Regions from separate parts of the Mus musculus genome. Here region 2 is linked to region 1. Evidence: chromatin contacts called from ENCODE Hi-C or POLR2A ChIA-PET data. All regions are on one chromosome and are shown on one strand. The core of a region is the stretch at or near the end of the contact, and the rest is flanking DNA. Distances in the headings are between cores, read along the strand shown. Region 1 holds the start of Mboat2 (membrane bound O-acyltransferase domain containing 2). Region 2 overlaps Mboat2 (membrane bound O-acyltransferase domain containing 2).

The links. Hi-C counts contacts between places; a loop is a spot of excess contacts on that map. ChIA-PET counts read pairs that join two places held with the same protein, here RNA polymerase II (POLR2A).
Region 2: a loop to region 1 is called in a map of left cerebral cortex, with 7 times the contacts of the local background. The contact joins the enhancer-like site here to the promoter of Mboat2 in region 1. A Hi-C loop is called at or near these places in 3 of 37 maps with a recorded cell type or tissue (all left cerebral cortex). POLR2A ChIA-PET finds 5 or more read pairs at or near these places in 1 of 5 experiments (embryonic stem cell).

The regions. Positions count from the first base shown.
Region 1 is chr12:24,828,573-24,833,148 of GRCm38, forward strand. Mboat2 (membrane bound O-acyltransferase domain containing 2) reads left to right here and starts at 3,027. Exons shown (of 13, transcript NM_026037.3): 1 at 3,027-3,202. The coding sequence starts at 3,128. It overlaps 2900060N12Rik (RIKEN cDNA 2900060N12 gene), which reads right to left and starts at 2,745. Exons shown (of 3, transcript NR_166876.1): 1 at 2,248-2,745.
Region 2 is chr12:24,869,814-24,875,117 of GRCm38, forward strand. All of the region lies in intron 1 of Mboat2 (membrane bound O-acyltransferase domain containing 2), which reads left to right. Among named protein-coding and RNA genes, the nearest start is that of Mboat2, 41 kb to the left of the region's middle. Within about 2 kb of position 3,064, at least 1 of the 3 ENCODE cell types and tissues checked has a DNase peak (open chromatin) inside an H3K27ac peak, as active enhancers do; it is left cerebral cortex, where a contact is called at or near this core.

The DNA of each region.
Region 1 (4,576 bases), core at 1,777-4,276:
TTATTTTTTGAATTGGTAGACTGTGTAAGGAAAATTGCTTTCTTCAGTGTGGGTGGTATCATGATTGAACTGAAAACAAAACAAAACAAAACAAAACAAACCCTCAAAGGTAGAGGAAGAAAAATCTGTTTAAGCTGGGACATCCATATCAACAATTGTGTCAACACTGGTGCAGCTGTCGTTCAGATTCTGAGGGAGTAACAGCTCTTCTGGTCATTAGGCCTTTAGATTTGGACTGGACCTATATACCACGTGCGCTCCTGACTGCTTTGCATAAGGCTTCTATGTCTTTATCATCTCAAGCCAGTTCCTTATAACATACTTTCTTCTATATCTTTTTGTAGATCCTGATTGGTCTATTTTTCTGGAGAATTCTGACTAATGTGGTTGTTTCTAAATGTTACAATGTAACACAGTTGTAAGCTTTTTGTACACAATATTATTACTTCTTTTCTTATATAAGGAAAGTGAGGTTAAAAAGGCTCCAAAATTGGCTAGTAAGTAGTGAAGACAGAAAACAAAACAAAACAAAAACCAACCAACCAACCAACCAAACAAACAAAAAAACCCCAACCAAAACCAAGATCTCCTGACTCTAAAATCTAAGCTATTATTATAGGCCAAGATACTTGACCTATACTCTGACATAAAATTTCTCAGATGGCTCAAATCTTTCCCATTCTAGATGTTAAAATAAATAATTTCATAAAGTTATAACAGGCACCTAAAAGACAGTTTCTGCTAAAAAGTACTTATCTCTCACTTGGGCTGACACAAGGAAACCAAAAGCAGGAGGAAAGCCTGGCACCTCTGCCTTCATTTTTAAAATCTGGCTCCTTTACTTGGGGTCAGAAACCTACTTAACGCTACAGGAAAGGATGCTAATCATTCAGAGAATATCTAAAAACGGGCAACAATTACTTCATCTCCACTCAAGGCTGAAGGCACAATAAACTGTCAACTTTTACAACGTCTCGTTCCAGACCTCCTAAAAAGTGTCCGACTGTCTCCAGTCCTAGTCCTAATCCTCCATAGGCATTACTGACTCCAGGAACACAGAGCCTAGCAGACAGTTCATCCCATGACATCACCCTAAAGTGACCTGATTGTCCCACCAAGCAATAAGGCCAGGGGATGACAGGTTAACACCAGAGTCAGGTCTCTATTAAAGGAGTCACCCTCAATAAAAACTATGTTCTGTCTTTTTCTAAAAGAATAATCTGGCCTCACAGAATTCCTTTGGTAGACAGTATTTGTTCTAGGATTGTATCTTATGCTGCCTACTTTAGGTTGCAATATGTTTCTAACACCCACTTTTTAAGGTTTTAAAATGGTATTTTAATTTTTCCCTTCAGTTTATATGTTCAGCCACCTGTACACTTTCTCAACACGTCCCTAAAGGGGGGGGGGGGAGGAGACAGAGACAAAGAGGTCCTCGATCCAAGGTTATATTAATAGAGAGGTCCAGACTTGGGACTATTTTAGGAAGTAGATTATTGGACAGGTTTGATTTCTAATTGGTCCCAGCTAGTTGGAACACAATATTAAGAGTGAAAGATCTCAATTATTTTCTCCCCATCCTCTAAAAGACTACCTTACTAGGACTCAGCTGTTCACCCAGAGAATATTAGCAGCAAGAGACTATCCCAACTAAATTCAATAACCCCCTTTTCAGAGAGAGCTGAGTCCACAGCCAGGTTTCCTGAAGCACTACTTGCCCGCTCTTACTACTGAAGCCTCTAGAGTGGTCCTTGAGGAAGTGCTGTACCTAGTAGTTGATGGCTATTCTGGAGTGGGTGTTAAACCTGAGAATGAAGAGGGCCTTGTCTTTAAGAGGTCAAAACTGGGGCTAAATTAGTTGGATCTCAGGCCCCCCCCCCCCCCACACACTGTTATTTAGCTCTTGGTTAAGTTATGTAATTTTTCTGGAATTCAATTTCCTTGCTAGATTGAGGGTGGTTACAATACCTGCCTCACATGGTTGTTGTGGGGACTCACATAAGTCTACCTTTAAAAGCAGTGTTAGCAGCACATTTAAACCCCCGCCCCCCTTTAAATATTAGTTTCCAAATCCTTGGATTTTGAGAGGACGATGCTGGCATTTTCCAGGTGTTCCCATGGCTAGTTTAAAGGGTAAGAGATCACATTTGTAGGGCTGACACACTAACTGCCCTCCTGGAATGGAGGTGTGGACACAGCAGAATTCACATCTGGCAGAGAGGCTCGCAGGCACGAAGGGATGCTTACCAGCAGCCTTTCCTTTGAGGAGGCGGGGCCTTTACATGCCGGCCGCTGGCTACCCAGGCTTTCCCTCGGGCGCTGCCCAGGTCCGACCTGTTTCCCTCTCAGCTGGATGCGCGGTGAGGGCATCGTCCCAGCGCGGCCGATCAGGCCCAGGTGGGCGGCGGGTGAGGTAGGACCACCCGGCTTTCCGCAAGTTTGGGCAGCCCAGGAGACAAAGGCACTTTCTGCTTTGGGGTTCTTGTAGCGCGTCTCCCTGAAGCTCCCAGCCCCCTACCTTTGTTCCCAACTTCCCCCGGCGCTGCAACTCTTTGTCTGGCCGCCACCCCGAGCCCCTTTGTTGTCCACCGTCACTGCCAGTGAGGGGTGGGGACGGCGCCCACCATTCCTGAGAAAGGAAGTGAGCAGAGGCGGAGGCAAAGCCGCCCTCACACGCCCCCACCAGCTAGCCTGACTCTCGGTCGCCCTCGGGCGACAGCCATGGTCGAGCCTCAGCCCCTCGCTGGGGTCCTCAGCACGGAGGAGGGGCGCGGCGAGGCCAGCGTCCTCTGATTGGCTGTGGGAGTCGGGGCGCCGCGACGCCATTGGACCGCGGAGCTGTCTGGCGCACGAGTGCGCGAGGTGGGGAGGGGGCTCTGGAAGCTGCTGGAAATCGGGCCGCCCGGCGGCGTGAGGGGGCCGCGCGGCTGGGTGGGCGGGGCGCCCAGCAGTGGGCGGGGCCACTAACTCCGCCCACTGCCCCTCCCCGCGCGGCTGCTCCGACCGCGGGCGGCCGAGGGGCGGGCGCGCCGCTGCATCCCCATCCTCGGCGTAGCTCGGCACAGAGCGAGCAAGCAAGCAAGCGGCGCCTGGCCGGAGCGAGCGGACGCAGCGCCGAGGCCCGGCCATGGCCACCACCAGCACCACGGGCTCCACCCTGCTGCAGCCCCTCAGCAACGCCGTGCAACTGCCCATCGATCAGGTACCGGCGTCCGGGGCGTCGTGCCCTGGCCGCCTCTGCCGGCCGCGGTGCCACCCGGGCGGGAGCAGGGTGGGGGCTGGGGCCGGGACCGCCGTGCCCGGCGCCCGGCGGGGCGGGGGCGCGCGGCTGGCCTTGTCCCCTCGGCTGTCGCTCCGGCTGGTGCCTCTGTGCCCACCCAGCCTCCCATCGCCGCCCGGGCGGGGGTGGGCGCGGGCGGAGGCTCGGCGACAGCCCGCCGGGGAGGGCTAGACAGACGTGCGCGCGTGCATGCTGTCGCTGCCGGGCCACCGGGCGTCGGACCCGGGAGTCCCGGGACCGGTGGACCTGGCACTGCTGCGGGTTATCGGGAGACTAAGAATGGTTTGGGTGCCGAGTGCCCAGGACACGGCGTGGATGGACGAGGCTTAAGCTCTTCTGCACTTGGGGACAGTTTGCATTGAAGTGTGGCTCAATAGACGGAGAGGCAACAGTTTGGGGGAAGACAGGTTATGAAGAGAAGTCAACGTGACTTCACGATGCTAGGGTTTCTGGTGAAAAAGTTGCAGCTGTGGATAGGAGCAGCCATCCTACCCCCTCACCCTACCCCCAGAGAAGCTTTTGACACTAGGGAAGGCTGGCATTTAAATGAGGCCAGTCGAATTTGATTGTTTAAAGGGCCTCAGGATTACTGAAATAAACAGCATTGGGATGGAGAAAGCAGCGCCATTTTTATTGAGCAAAGGAACTTTGGAAGTATGTCCTGAGAAAGGTCTGGGAAAGTTGTTGGTGGGGTATGGTTAGATAGCTGGTCTAGCTCCAGTACTGAAGGAAATTGACTTTGGAAATTCAGCCTAACATTATTTCTGATCTGGAGGTGTTTGCACTTCCAAGGGCTATGGGCTCAGCTTGAGTAGCTGCTAGTGGTATCTTAAGGTTTGCATGTAAAACACAAGATTCCTCTCTGGACTTGAGCTGGAGGTGACACCTGAGCTGAACACTGTGTGCTCCAGGCTTTGTGCTTCACTGTTTAAAATAAAATATACTGAGTTACCTCAAAGGAGGGTTAAACCGTCCTGCTCAGTGTTCTGATCTGACTTCTTTCCTTTATTCCTCTCATAACTTTTCGATTAATAGTGAAATACCTGTTCTCCACACAGCTTACACAGCGGTTGTGGTGTGTGTCATGCTAATAGATTATAAGAGTGCCCCAAGTGGAATGATTCCTTTAATTCACAGAATTAGTCTTTGTTTATTAAGTTGATAATAATCAAAGGCTTTGGATACTCTCAGTTCTGTGGAGGAGTCTCACTATTTCCTAAGTGGAATCATGGCACCTGACCTCTAGGTGTGTGTTACACTTCTGACTTCAATAGGTTGTTCCCAGCCTACCAGTGC
Region 2 (5,304 bases), core at 1,814-4,313, 41 kb after region 1:
CCAGAGGCAGGCTGGCTGTTTACCAACTCTGGTTTTTCTTGTCTTAGACTGTAGCCTGCACACACATTTCCCCAGCCTGCCTTGGTGGAGGTTTAGCCTGGTCTGTAAATATCAGCTACAGGGAACTGTGGTCCATCTCCAGTGATTGTCTCATGCTTTGATGGCTCCCTCCAGATACCTGGATGCTCCAGGGATGATGGGGCCACAGAGCAGCGGGAGCCAGGCTCTTTAAATCACAGCAAGGCAGAGCAGCTTTGGGCTGTCATGTGACCCTCTGTCTTGTGGCAGCTGTTATATACTTTTTATGTCTATTTACTATATCACCTAGTATAACCATTACTAATACATAAATTAAAAAATATGACCAGTATCTAATGTCTCCTGTTTGTAACCTGTTCCCTCCTATCATAGATAAGCACTTAGGTAACCTCAGTGACAGTCACTTTCATATTTGCTACACTGGTATCACTTACATGGATGTCCTCAGCCAATGTGGATTATTGCTTGCATTTTGGAATCTTTAGTGAGCTATGGTTATATGTTTATATATGTATGTGTTCTGAGTGGGCTCAAGAGCTGTGTGGCTGCTCTCGCCCAGCAGAATATGTTGATTTCAGTGCATGGTCCTGTCCCTGCCTCTTTAAGGGACTATTCTGTTACTTCCATTGTTCTGTCAAGTGTTTCATTGGATGAATATATCACAGTATGCTTGTTCATTTTGCCATAGAAGGTTTTCTTGTTTATTTATTTATTTTTAATTCTTTTTGGATGTGGCCATTATGAACAATATCGTGTTTGAACATGTTGTCTATATTTCAATCAGTGCTCATGTTCTCCTTATAAGTAGTGGAGTGGTTGGCTGCATGTGGACTGTCTTCAAGTCTATAAGAAAATGCCAAATAGTTTTCTTAAGTTGATGTTGGCCTTGTGTAAGAAATCCCATTACTCAGACACTGAAGTCTATACTTAATACTACCAGCATTAAGGACTGGCTTATACAATGGGTGTGTAATAAGGTCTTATTTAGGGCTTAGCTAGTATCCACTCATAAAGATTTAAAACATGATTCTTTATATCTGGGCCCCGTCATTTCTGTTTGTATTTGAGGTTGATCTGCAGCAGGTTGTGTTGGCTAGAAAGGACATTTGTTTTATAGTTAGCTGCCTGTGAGTTTTACCCAGAGAAGCCATAAAAAAAAAATTCAGTCTCATTTCTAGCACAGTGGTAGCCAAGAGTTTCTTTAACTTTCCAGTGGGTGGTTGTGCACTGTCTACCAGATGGAGCTGAGCACAGCATCCCTGAAGCTGAAGACGCTCTGTCATTGGAGCCTGCGGAGCACCCTTAACCTTTGACCCTTAGCTGTCTGCCTCACTCCTTTCATTCTCCTCCTCAGCTCAGAGACTCACAAATACTGTTCATGTGGAGGGACCGAGAACGTGTATTATACAACACCTACTATTGCAGAGTAGCATTAGAACAGGGCAGCCTATTGAAGTCAGTTGGCATTAGTGATCTCCTTTGTAACAAGCATGTTCCAAGCATTATTTCAGTGTGTTCTGTATACAGTTATTAGTGTTCTGTTGGAACAGGATCTCATCACGTTACCCAAGCTACCGTTGAACTCCCTGGATTCAAGAAATCTTTCTGCCCCAGTCTCCTAAGTGCTGGAACTGCAGGCATACGGCACTTTTCCTGGTTATAAAACTAACTAGATACTTGCATTAGAGAAATTGCTCACACTAAACCTTTGAAGTTGGTGCATATTTGCACTTAAGGCCCATCTCAATTCAAAGAGTGGCCACAGACAAGCACTTGTGGCCACACGTGGCTCTTGGCTATGAAAGTGTAGGCAGGTTAGAAACCGCTGTGCTGAGTGCCTTGTTTGTTATCCATCGGGAACACCTGGGGACCCCTCCACCTGACCTAGTAAAATAAAGTTTAAAGCTCGGAAAGAGCAAATGCAGTCTGTTGTCCAAACAGGATGTGACGACAGCCTATGAGGAAATGAGGAAGGTTATGAATCTGTCATGTTTGCTGGCATTTTAGAGTGGGCATGTCACTCAGGAAAACTCAGATGTGAATGCAGTAAGATATTCTCCTTAGAATCGGCCTGCTGGCTCTGGGAGGTCAAGGCGGTTAACGTAGGAAACAACATATTAATGCCCAGTGGTTTCTCTCATTCTGCAACTTATTTTTTGATTCATCAGCTATTTTCTGGTTTTTCTCTTAAAAAAGAAACCAACGCATGCACAGGTACACATCACATATTCAGGCAGTGCAGCTACTGCCCAAAGCCAAGGTGCACAAATGCCGTGGAGGAAACCACTATTATAGAAGAACCAGAGATACAGATAAAAGGCCAGCCACAGACTGACAGATGCTGTCTGTAAAACAGTGGATTCAAATAAAGACTTCTTAGTCACAAGGAAAATTAAACCTACTAGAAAAATATGAAAAGGATATCAAGTATAAGTTTAATGCCCAACAGATCTATTAAAAATATGGCATTTAAAAAAAAAGTAGTGAGATAAAAATCTCCTGTTCTCTAACTCGGCAAAAATGTGAAGTCTGGCAGTACCAGATGTTGCCAGGCATGTGGAACGGTGGCACTCGCTGCTGAGTGGGCGCCTGAGCAGGCCCAAGCTGCTTAGGAGAGCAATTTAGTGTCTGCAGTTCAGTGGAACATGTTTACCTGCGAGTCTACACCCACATAGTCACGCAACACAACAGTGTGCAACAGGCCAGTAAGCAAGGTGAAGTGTGTGTCTCACCAGAAACGAAGTGTTAGGAGTAGCTAACGGCAGGAGCTTAGGCATTTTTACCATTTAGAAAGTCAGACATTCCCAGTGGTACAGTATAGAAAATGCATAAAGGTGTGAAAACCCAGGGGAGTACTACAGACATTTTTAGACTGGTTGGATGTCTTGTGACGAACGGAGGAGACAGGGTTGGGAAGGAGTAGTTTGCCCAGGAGACTCCATTCCGGGCATAAGCTTGCACACACAGGGGCGTTTCAAGTCTTTCTTTGTTCCTTCTTTCATCTAATGCCTTGCTGTCTAGTTTTTCTAGGCTGCAGCATATGGAGTCAGAGGAGCCTATGGTTGGTACCACAGGCTCTGGCGTAGGAGCGCCTGGTGCTCACCCTGCTGGTGGCTGAGCTACCGCCACTAAGCCCAGTCAGATAGATATACAGAGACTCTATGGGGATGACAGTAACGTTAGCCTGTGCTACACAGCGGGCTTGTGTCAGTAGAGGCATGTGTTTAGTGAATGCGTGCGTATGCAAGACTGCTTGGCTCTTACTCTCTAACTTGTATTTCTTACTTATAATGCAGCTTGCTGATCATCTCCCATGTCAAAAAAAAAAAAAAAGGCAAATGACGTATGTCTTTTTAACCACATTAAAAACATTTAATTATATCCAATTTGTGCTTTATTTTTGTGACTTGTATGCTACATTCTTCTTTTGTGTGACTTTTTCTTTCTATTATCCTGTAAGAGTTTTTGGTATACATTTTTTTTTTTTTTTGAGACAGTCTCACTATGAAGCCCGGTCTACCCCGATCTTGACTCTCCTCCTGTCTCACTGCCTGGGTGGCTGGTAGGAGTGTATTTTAATATAGACTGACCCTTTGTCATGTGCCTTATAGAGATGCATACTTTTTTCCATTGTTACTTAGTGTGTTGTTTTTGTTGCATAGGAGCTTCAAGTTTTTATATAGGAAATAAATATTAAAATAAATTAAAATGAAATCCATTTTATTTATAAATTAGCATTGCTAAATTATTATTTGGATTAGATAAGGTATATTTGTTTACATTGTAGGTGCTAATTTTTACATCTAGTCAGGATAAGCTAGGGTTTGCGCAGTAACAAGCCATTCCTAAGAGGTGCAAAGAGCATCGTTTCTTCCATCCCTAAGACCAGTATCAAACATCATTTCCTTATCCCTCCATGGCTGGACATGGGTTGGCACAGAAACCTTTGCTCCTCATCATTTCTGGGACATGGCAGATAAAAAGGCAGCTCTGACCATGGTTGTTCTGGCCCTGAAGTAGTACTACCACTCCTGCTTCCAACCTCCCTCCATAAGAGTTGGGAGACAGTGTCTCACTGATGGAGAGACGTTTTCAGTTCCATTGGACATTGACATTTATAAAATGTCTTTGCTGTGCCGTCCAGTGTTCTTGTGTAGAGACTTTCTTTTCTGTGGTGTTGCAGTATTTTCCCACACTTATTCTTCGCCTCCTTTCCCCTGTTAAATAGTCTTAAGACCTTATATAATTTAAAAAAAAAGGCAATCTTTTCTTTTATAACGTCTGCGGTTTCTCTTTGGAAAAACTTATAAAATTCCTAATCACTTTTTATTTTGGGACATTAATACTTTCTTTGAATGTCCTTTAGTCAGTGTTGTCACTAGTACTTGGAAGTGGGACAAGGTCCTCAAAGTTTGTCCTTTGCATGCTGATGAAGACAAGCACTTTAAAGATAACTTCTTTGGTACGTCTCAAGCAAAGGCTTTTGTAAGTCTTTTTCTGTGCAGCAGATAAAAAAGGCTTCTCGAACTGTGTGAGTGAGGTTAGTGACTCAGTGCTAAACTAGCTGAGAAGGTTTCCTTCCCATCGTCCTGTGTCTTAGTTAGGGTTTCATTGCTGTGAACAGACACCATGACCAAGGCAGCTCTTATAAAGGACAACATTTAATTGAGGCTCGCTTACAGTTTTGGAGGTTCAGTCCATTATCATCATGGTGGGGAGCATGGCAGTGTATAGGCAGACTTTGGGCTGGAGGAGCCAAGAGGTCTACGTCTTAATCTGAAGGCAGCAAAAGGGGACTGTCTCATGGAGAGTAGCTTGGCATATACATAGCCTCAAACCTGTCTCTACCTTGACACACTTCCTCCACAAGGCCACATCTATTCCAACAGGGTCCCACCTAATAGTGCCACTTCCTAAGGGCCAAGCATTCAGACACATGAGACTATGGGGGCCATACCTATTCAAACCACCACATCCTGACTTCCTCCCATTTCCCACTTCCAAATGATCAGGTCACTGGAGCAGGATGTAGCGCTTCCTCTGTGTCGGGAGAGCTGGTTTCTAGAACCCCACCAGATAGGAGAATCTGGATGTTCAAGTCCCTTCCATAAAGTGTACAGCGTCTACCATTCAGTACACATTCTTCCATTCATTTAATTCATCCCGAGATGACCGGAAATACCTAGTAGACCATCAATGCTGTGTGAACAGTTGCTTCCCTGGACTTTTGGGAAATAGCAAGGGAAAGTTTCTACATGCTCAATA